Linked DNA regions of Homo sapiens: region 2 is linked to region 1. Evidence: read pairs that join two places in POLR2A ChIA-PET (ENCODE). Cell type or tissue: MCF 10A. All regions are shown on one strand.

Evidence for each region. ChIA-PET counts read pairs that join two places held together with the same protein. Peaks named below come from ENCODE experiments on the same cell type or tissue, not always from the same donor. Only the 100,000 strongest peaks of a DNase experiment are listed, where the experiment ranks them.
Region 2: POLR2A ChIA-PET joins it to region 1 with 5 read pairs; 2 of 35 experiments call an interaction of 5 or more read pairs at or near these places.

What each region holds. Positions count from the first base shown.
Region 1 is chr16:68,588,239-68,593,238 of GRCh38, reverse strand. No RefSeq gene overlaps it. Among named protein-coding and RNA genes, the nearest start is that of ZFP90, 51 kb to the right of the region's middle. In MCF 10A, CTCF peaks have their summits at 548 (motif pointing right) and 2,591 (motif pointing left); a DNase peak (open chromatin) is centred at 2,538.
Region 2 is chr16:68,697,401-68,702,400 of GRCh38, reverse strand. CDH3 (cadherin 3) reads right to left here. Exons shown (of 16, transcript NM_001793.6): 16 at 2,109-4,210. The coding sequence ends at 4,001. Among named protein-coding and RNA genes, the nearest start is that of CDH1, 37 kb to the left of the region's middle. RefSeq lists a cis regulatory region at 2,658 and an enhancer at 2,586-2,730. In MCF 10A, no CTCF peak of the experiment used is centred here; a DNase peak (open chromatin) is centred at 2,080.

The DNA of each region.
Region 1 (5,000 bases):
CCAGAGAAGTGAGTTGAATGGCATGTTTTTAACTGTTATACCTCCCTGTGAAGTCATTCATTCATTCGGCAAATACTTATTGAGGACCTACTATGTGCCAGTATTGGGGATATAGCAGTGAACAAAGCAGGCAAAGACTTTCGTCTTCATGAGGGGTGGGAGCAGTGAGATAAGACCCTAGACAGCCCACGCTTGGTATCTCATGCCTGTAGACCCAGCCACTTGGGAAGCTGAAGTGGGAGGATCACTTGAGCCTGGGAAGTGGAGGCTGCAGTTAGCCATGATTGCATCATGCACTCCAGCCTGGGTGACAGAGACCCTGTCTCAAAACAAGCAAACAAACAAAGACATTAGGCAGTAAACAGTAAATAAGATAGATACATTAAAGTGGGGTGAACAGATAGAAAGTTACTGTGTTATAAGGGGTAGTCAGGGAAGACTTACATTTGAACTGACACCTGAAAGTGGGGAAGGAGCCAGCCCAGCGAAGAGCAATTCTGTAAGTGAATACAGCAGTGAATAGAACAGTGAAAAATCCCTATGCTGACAGAGTTTACACACCACCAGAGGGAGACAGACAGCAAATATAATAAGTCAATTATATGACATGTCAGGAGGTGATAATTGCTATGGGGAAAAAGTAGAGCAGGGTAAGGGGGTGTATTAGTCTGTTTTCACACTGTTGATAAAGATATATCCAAGACTGGGTAATTTATAAAGAAAAATAGGTTTAATGGACTCACAGTTCCTCGTGGCTGGGGAGGCCTCATGATCATGGTGGAAGGTGAAAGGCATGTCTTACATGGCGGCAGGCAAGAGAGAGAATGAGAGCCAACAAAAAAGGAAACCCCTTATAAAACCATCAGATCTCGTGAGACTTATTCACTACCACAAGAATAGTATGGGGGAAACTGCCCCCATGATTCAATTATCTCCCACATGGTCCCTCCCATAACACATGGAAATTATGGGAGCTACAATTCAAGATGAGATTTGGGTGGGGACACAGCCAAACCATACTGGGGGCTAGACTAGTTAATGAAGGTCTTGCTGAAAAGCTGATATTTGAACAAAGACTTGAGGATGAGGGAGGAAACCATGCTCTTCATGGGGAACATTACGCGTGTCAGGAATAGCAAGTGCAAAGTTCCTGTGGCAGGAATGTGCCCAGGTTTTTTGAAAGGCAGCAGGGAGGCCTGGGTGACCCTGGGTTTATTGGGCTATTTGTCCCACATCTTAGATGTAGCTTGTTGCTTCTTGTGATGTCAGATTTGGTTTGGTTTTTTTTTTTTTGGGTGGCGGGGTTGGATAGAAGGAAGGACAGGAAACTGTCACAGATAGCCCAGTGATCAAACTTAGCGTCACAAAATAGCACAAACCTACCCAATGGGCCTCCTGATATGATATAATGGGAAATAGATAACAAGGCCTATGTAATATGGTTACCAAAACGACTTGCCTGAATATAACCATGAATAATAAACAGGACAAATTCCAATTGTGGGACCTTTTACAAGACAACTGCCTGGATTCTTTAAAAATGTCATGAAAGAAAAAATGATGTGAACATTGATTGGCTCTTGGATCACAAATAAAACCACAGCTACACAGGATATAAATGAGACAACGGGACATTTGAGTATGTATCGGTGAGATAATAGCGTTATATCAAGGTTGAGCTTTTTAAGTGTGATAATGGCATTGCGGTTGCCTACAGAGATACAGGCTGAAGTATTCAGGGATGAAGTGTCAGGATGTCTCCAAGTAACTCTCAAATGGTGCAGTCAAGAAAATAAAAATACAATGAAATGCGTGGCAAAATGTGTTGACAACTGATGAATCCAAATGGGAGAAATAAAGGTGTTTGTTGACTGTACAATTTTAAAGCATTTCTGTGGGTATGAAGTTTTTCAAAATAATTAGCTGCGAGGAAAAACTAATGCTTTGCTCGTGGGGATGCCGGCTGCTCCTGCATCCCACCACGGGCCCCTCGGATGTGTGGATTTGCAGGTCTCGTTGTTTTATTTATTTATTTAATTTATTTATTTAGAGATGGAGTTTCACTCTTTCGGCCAGTCTGGAGTGAAGTGGGGATTCTCCTGCCTCAGCCTCCTGAGTAGCTGAGATTACACCCACCTGCCACCACGCCCAGCTAATTTTTGTATTTTTTGGCAAAGACAGGGTTTCGCCATGTTGGCCAGGCTAGTCTCAAACTCCTGACCTCAGGTGATCCACCCGCCTCGGCCTCCAAAGTGTTAGGATTACAGGCGTGAGCCAGCGTGCCCAGCCAGGTCTCATTATTTCTGATGCTCAACCTGATCCCTGCTGTTGCCGGGTGCCCCATATCTCTTCTTCTTGCATACAGGACCTGTGACCTGTGGATGGACGTCGCCAAGAGCAGGTATCTCATCAGAGAAGGAGAAATTCCAGCGTCGTTTAAAGGAGGGAAGGGAGAAAAGAAGGAAGAAAAGGAGAGGAAGCCAAACAAGCTCGCCTCTTGCAGGCTTCCTGCGGCCGGGCGGCTACGAGCTCTGCAGTCCTGGGAGCCCTTCACGGCGCATCACCGCCCCCCGGTGGCCACCAGGCAAGCACGCGGCGCCCAGCAGGGAGGTGGAAGGGGTCCTGCAACCCTCGCTCCTGGAGGCTCCCGGGAGAGCTCCTGGCAGGCCAGCGCCCGCAGAATCCTAGCCTGTTCACCTTGGGTTAGCACATTGTAAAAAGCAACTACTATGAGCTGAGCACGGTGCAGGTGCAGGTGCTCTGTAGCTATTAACTCACTTAATCCTCACATCAGCTTTAATAGGTGAGATTATGGTAGCCCCCATTTTACAGAAAAACTCAGGCTCAGAAAGGGAATGCAGATTGCCCAGGCTGGTCTTGAACTCCTGGCCTCAAGGGATCCTCCTGCCTTGGCCTCCCAAAGTCCTGGGATCCCACGTGTGAGCCACCTCACCTGGCCTGGGGCCTGTGTTTTAACTAGCAAAGACTGCACAGCTAGAGTTGCACCTTCTAACTCCAGGTCCAATGCATGGCCCACGACAGTACACCTGTTTTTTGTTTGTTTACTTTCCACATGTGATGATGATAACAAAATAATAGCAAGACACATCTATAGTGCTGACCATGGGCCACACATAGTGCAACATATTAACCCATTTAATCTGCAACAGCCCTACAGGTTACATTCTATTAAGACGGCCATTTTACCGTTGAGGAAACTTAAGTACAGAGAGCTTAAGAAATTTGCTGGACATGGTGGCTCGCATCTATAGTCCTAGCTACTCAGAGGCTGAGGCAGAAGGATGGCTTGAGCCCAAAAGTTTGAGACCAACCTGGGCAATATAGTGAGACCCTCGTCTCTATAAAAAATAAAAAATTAGCCAGGAGTGGTGGCAGTACCTGTAGTCCCAGCTACTTGGGAGGCTGAGCTAGGAGAATCACTTGAGCCTGGGGAGGTCGAGGCTGCAGTGAGCCGTGATTACGCCACTGCACCCCAGCCTGGGTGACAAGAGTGAGACCCTGTCTCTAAAAAAAGAAGGTTTTGTCCCAGGTCACTCAGAGAGCAAGGAGTATTGACTGGAATAGTATTGAGCAATGCTGGGATTGTCTGTTTATTCCGTTTATAAATGTTTATTGAACACCTACTAAGTGCAAGACCCTGAACTAAGACCTCAGCGTGCAGGGAGGGAGAAAGACGACAAACAATGCTGTTGAATTGAAAAATGAAAAATGCGAGGGAGGAGCCAAGATGGCCGAATAGGAACAGCTCCGGTCTACAGCTCCCAGCGTGAGTGACGCAGAAGACGGGTGATTTCTGCATTTCCATCTGAGGTACCGGGTTCATCTCACTAGGGAGTGCCAGACAGTGGGCGCAGGCCAGTGTGTGTGCGCACCGTGCGCGAGCCGAAGCAGGGCGAGGCATTGCCTCACCTGGGAAGCGCAAGGGGTCAGGGAGTTCCCTTTCCGAGTCAAAGAAAGGGGTGACGGACGCACCTGGAAAATCGGGTCACTCCCACCCGAATATTGCGCTTTTCAGACCGACTTAAGAAACGGCGCACCACGAGACTATATCCCACACCTGGCTCAGAGGGTCCTACGCCCACGGAATCTCGCTGATTGCTAGCACAGCAGTCTGAGATCAAACTGCAAGGCGGCAACGAGGCTGGGGGAGGGGCGCCCGCCATTGCCCAGGCTTGCTTAGGTAAACAAAGCAGCAGGGAAGCTCGAACTGGGTGGAGCCCACCACAGCTCAAGGAGGCCTGCCTGCCTCTGTAGGCTCCACCTCTGGGGGCAGGGCACAGACAAACAAAAAGACAGCAGTAACCTCTGCAGACTTAAGTGTCCCTGTCTGACAGCTTTGAAGAGAGCAGTGGTTCTCCCAGCACGCAGCTGGAGATCTGAGAATGGGCAGACTGCCTCCTCAAGTGGGTCCCTGACCCCTGACCCCCGAGCAGCCTAACTGGGAGGCACCCCCCAGCAGGGGCACACTGACACCTCACACGGCAGGGTATTCCAACAGACCTGCAGCTGAGGGTCCTGTCTGTTAGAAGGAAAACTAACAACCAGAAAGGACATCTACACCGAAAACCCATCTGTACATCACCATCATCAAAGACCAAAAGTAGATAAAACCACAAAGATGGGGGAAAAACAGAACAGAAAAACTGGAAACTCTAAAACGCAGAGCGCCTCTCCTCCTCCAAAGGAACGCAGTTCCTCACCAGCAACAGAACAAAGCTGGATGGAGAATGATTTTGACGAGCTGAGAGAAGAAGGCTTCAGACGATCAAATTACTCTGAGCTACGGGAGGACATTCAAACCAAAGGCAAAGAAGTTGAAAACTTTGAAAAAAATTTAGAAGAATGTATAACTAGAATAACCAATACAGAGAAGTGCTTAAAGGAGCTGATGGAGCTGAAAACCAAGGCTCGAGAACTACGTGAAGAATGCAGAAGCCTCAGGAGCCGATGCGATCAACTGGAAGAAAGGGTATCAGCAA
Region 2 (5,000 bases), 110 kb before region 1:
CCGACCCCACCGTAGAATGCAGGACTGGCTTTGAAGCATCTGCACAAGTGGATGCTGCAAGTTGTTTGACATTGTTAAGGGCAAAAAATTAGAATGACCAATATCTATGGATTGTGGTGACATTAAATAACACATCCAAACTGGATGTGTTGGGGACAGTAAGTCAATATGCCATGTTATGAAAAGGTATAATGCAAAGCATGTGTGTAGGCTGGGCACAGTGGCTCACGCCTATAATCCCAGCACTTTGGGAGGCCGAGGTGGGCAGATCACTCGTCGAGGTCAGAAGTTCGAGACCAGCCTGGCCAACATGGTGAAACCCCGTGTCTACCAAATATACCTATCTATAGATATATCTATAGATATATATATTTTTTAGATGGAGTTTCACTCTTGTTGCCCAGGCTGGAGTGCAATGGCACAATCTTGGTTCACTGCAACCTCCGCCTCCCGGGTTCAAGTGACTCTCCTGCCTCAGCCTCCCAAGTAGCGGGGACTACAGGCGTAGGCCACCACACCCAGCTAATTTTTGTATTTTTAGTAGAGACGAGATTTCACCATCTTGGCCAGGCTGGTCTCGAACTCCTGACCTCATAATCCGCCCGCCTCAGCCTCCCAAAGTGCTGGGATTGCAGGCGTGAGTCACCGCGCCCGGCCCAAAAATATTTTTTAACTAAAATACAAAAGAATAGCTGGGCATAGTGGCAGGCGCCTGTAATCCCAGCTACTTGGGAGGCTGAGGCAGGAGAATCACTTGAACTTGGGAGGTGGAGGTTGCAGTGAGCTGAGATCGTGCCACTGCACTCTAGCCCCGGGGGGAGAGTGAGACTCTGTCTCAAAAAAAAAAAAAAAAAAATTGTGTGTAATGCACAGGAGAAACAGATCCTGGAAGGAGGCACACCAAAGTGTTGAAACACAAAATTCAAAGGACCGATGGTCCTCATCATGGCCAGCACATCAGTTGTTTCTGGTTAGTGTCCACTCTGCGTGGTTAGCGCTGGTGTCTTACCAATGCAAATGTTTTTACTTATTACAGGCACTAAGGATCAGAGTCCTAAGCTTCTGTTTTGCAGATGAGAAGCAGGCCCAGAGTGAGAGAGTGACTTAATATTGTCCCCATCACAGAGCCCAGGCTCTGATTCTTTCTAAACCTCTCGGGGGCTGGTGACTGGTTCCATTGCCAGGGGACTCTACATCCATCCACCGAGGCCAGTTGAGGCTGGGAAAGGCTGTTTTTCCTCCAAATATCTCAGGGGAGGAAGGCCAGCCTAAACAGGGGCTGCTTGGTTTCATGATTAGCCTCTGCTGAAGATAGAGTTTCTGATTTATCCAGGCTTCTCTGAAGGGAGTTGAAGATAACGGGCAGCAGGTGTTTGCTAGCAGAGACACCCAATCCTCCCACACTCCCTGTCAGCAAAGACAGCCCTGGCAGAGGGGAATCTGAGGCCCCAGCTCAGTGGGAGAGGCAGGAGGCGGCTTTGTCCTGAGGGTGCCATGGACCAAGGACAGGTGAGCTTTCTCATCCGACTTCATACCCTTTTGTTGTTGAGATAGGGTCTCACTCTGTCGCCTGGGCTGGAGTGCAGTGGCGTGATCTCGGCTCACTGCAACCTCCACCTCCCGGATTCATGAGATTCTTGTGCCTCAGTTTCCCAAGTAGCTGGGATTATAGGCGCCACACCCAGCTAATTTTTGTATTTTTAGTACAAAAATGTGTGTGTAGGCCGGGCACGGTGGCTCACGCCTATAACTCTGCACTTTGGGAGGCCGAGGCGGGCGGATCAGGCCAGGCTGGTCTCGAACCCCTGACCTCAAGTGATCCACCCACCTCAGCCTCTTAAAGTGTTGGAATTACAGGCGTGAGCCATGGTGCCCAGCCCCAACTTCATTTCCTTTTGGTTTCTCCATCCAAAGTCTGAGGCTTCAGGCTCCTTGGCCTCATCCTTCAGAGTCTTGGCAGCAAACCTGAGTGTGCAGGAGCATCCCACGGAGGGCTTGTCAACCCACAGCAGGGCCCTGCCTAGAGGTTCCGATTCAGCAGGTGGCACCGATAACTCCGGTTCAGGGTCTGTGCTTTGAGCAGAGACGCTTTACAGAATTAGTCATCCTCATGGAAGGAAATGTTTATTTCAACATCAGCAATTTCCTCAGCTTCACTTCAGATTCTTTTGGCTAATTGCAAAGATGACTTTGAACTTCACGTTAACAAGGGCACAAACAGAATTGTTCTATCACTGCTGCCTATTCCTGATTCCTGCATTTATGCCCTGGTATTGTCAGGAATGTTCCAATTTCACTGACATCTTGGGTAGGTTCTCTTAATTTTGTTTTGCTTGATTTCGATGATGACCAGATGTCATTTAAAAAAACAAATACAATGTGGCCATTCTTTAAAGGAGAAAGTCCCCTCAGAGGGTGATTGTGAGGATTTAGAGGAAATAATCGAAGTCCTGTCTGGCCTTTAAAAGTACTGAATAAATGGTAGCTGTTACCAACTAACAGATTGCATGGACCATGTGCCAGATATTAATTCACTTAATCTCCACAAAAACTCCCCATTTTGTAAATGTAAAATCTGAGGCAACTGGAGGTTAAATGATGTGCCAGCGCTGGGCGCGGTGGCTCAAGCCTGTAATCCTAGCACTTTGGGAGGCCGACGTGGGCGGATCACGAGGTCAGGAGATCGAGACATCCTGGCTAACACAGTGAAACCCCGTCTCTACTAAAAAAACACACACACTCAAAAAAAATTAGCTGGGCATAGTGGCAGGCACCTGTAGTCCCAGCTACTCGGGAGGCTGAGGCAGGAGAATGGCGTGAACCCAGGAGGCAGAGCTTGCAGTGAGCCAAGATCACACCACTGCACTCCAGCCTGGGCGACAGAACGAGACTCCGTCTCAAAAAAAAAAAAAAAAATGTGCTAGCAAGTAGCAGAGCTGGCTGTTCCCCAACCCCTGCCTTTCAACAGGGACCCCTCCAGCATAGAAGAGGAAGTCGTCACACACTGTCCTGCAGGGAGGGCAGCCGCTGTTCCAGAAGAGACCTTGCTGGGGCTGTGGAGGGGCTCAGCCTTGGGGTAAGAGGTTAATGGTTCTCTCTCATGGAGCAACTGACTTTGCAAAGGAGGGCAAGTCTCCCCTCCCTGAGCCCACTTAGGCATGGAAGCTGACCCTGAGTATCCCCTGCCATTGAGAGGAAGCTTGGGTGAAGCCAGCAGGGTAAACAGAGCCCACTCTTTTTGCAGAACTCTGAAAATTCTAAAAACCATTGAATTGTAAACGTTAAACAAGTGAATGGTATGGTATGTGAGTTAGATGCCAATAAACCTTCTATTTAGAAAACAGTTCACTCCCCAGGCACCTCTGGGAAAAGTTTCTTTAATAAAAAAGTTCTAGTACATATACACGATTGTCCTCACCCTTCATCTATAGCAACGCAACAGGGAAAATAAAAAATAAGGGGCAACCTAGGCACACTCAGTATAAAAACGCAGAGATCCATCCGAATGGGAGGCATTGGGGTCTGGAAACCAGAAATGCAGGACGGCCAGTGGGCCCAGCAGCTCTGGGCTGCACTTTTGAAGAACTTTCTCTAACGTTTTGAAGATAGCATTAAAAAAAAAAATTAAGTTGCACCAGGAGGCCTAAGAAGGTTCCATTCCAGAGAGAAAGTCCACTGTAGGTCAGTCACAGCAGGCCCAGGCCCAGGACACAGGGTTGAGCATTTTACGGCAGGTAAGAGGCTTCTGGAAACTTGGCCTCTGAGGCAACCCTGGCCCAGGTGGAGAGGTTTTCAGTGCTGAAGTCAAACTGCCCACATTCCTCCATCCTGAAAGGCTAAGGAAGCCACCACTCTAACGTCAGACTCATAGCCTGTCTCCGCCAAGTTGCTACGGCCACTTCCTGACAAGCTCCGAAGTCCTCAGCTGAAGGGGGAACTGAGACCCCTTGGAGATGCTCTGTGGCCTGACGTTTGGTCCCCAGCCCTGCAGGCAGGCCGCCTAGTCGTCCTCCCCGCCACCGTACATGTCTGCCAGCTTCTTGAAGCGGCTGCCCCACTCGTTCAGATAATCGTAATCTTGGTCTTGGTCGGAGGCGGAGGAGGTGAGGGAGCTCAGGGACGCGGCGTCGGAGCCGCTGCCCTCATAGTCGAACACCAAGAGGGTGTCGTAGGGCGGGGCTGTGGGGTCTGTGTTAGCCGCCTTCAGGTTCTGCGGCAACAGAGAACAGGTAGTTAGGAGCGGCGGGTCCTGCCTCTTGCCAGCTGCAAGCCTCCATTTCCTCTCTGTGAGCCCCTCTCTCCCCTCCCCTAAAGGTTTTGGAGGTAGAAATGAAAGAATGCGTTATTCATGCAGAATTCATTCACTCAGGGACCAGCAGACAGCAAGTGCTCAGTGCAACACAGGCCAGGGGGTAAGGGCAAGGACTGAAATCAGACAGCCCGGGCCAGAACTCACACCACACACTAGCTTTGTGGCCTTGGGCGAGTCCCTTAACCACTCTATGCCTGTTTCCTTGTCTGTAAAATGACAATAGTTTTTTTCTTCCTTTTTTAAAGGATGCATGCCTGTGACACAGCCTCGGGAGGTACTGAGGACATGTGCCTCCGTATAGTTTTAAAGGAACAGATGAATGAGTAAATGAGTAAATACCTGTAAAGCAGTTATTAGAATAGCACCTCGCAACAATAGCTATCATTATCTAATAAGCGCTACATGCTAGGTCAGTAGTTCCGAAACTTAAATTATCTGGAGAATCTTTTATAAATTCTGAAGCCCAGGCCACACCCAGTTCAATTATATCACAATCTTTGGAGGTGAGCTGAGGCATCAGTGGTTTCTGAAGGTGCCCAGGTGATTCCAACACGCAGGCAGGGTCGGGAACCACTGTGCTGGCACTGTCCTAGCTGCCTGCTCGTTCAATCCTTGAAGTCTTCTACAGCAGAGGCTCCAAACTTTGCCCCCCAGGTGCAATCACCTGGGATCTATAATCCAAACCCAG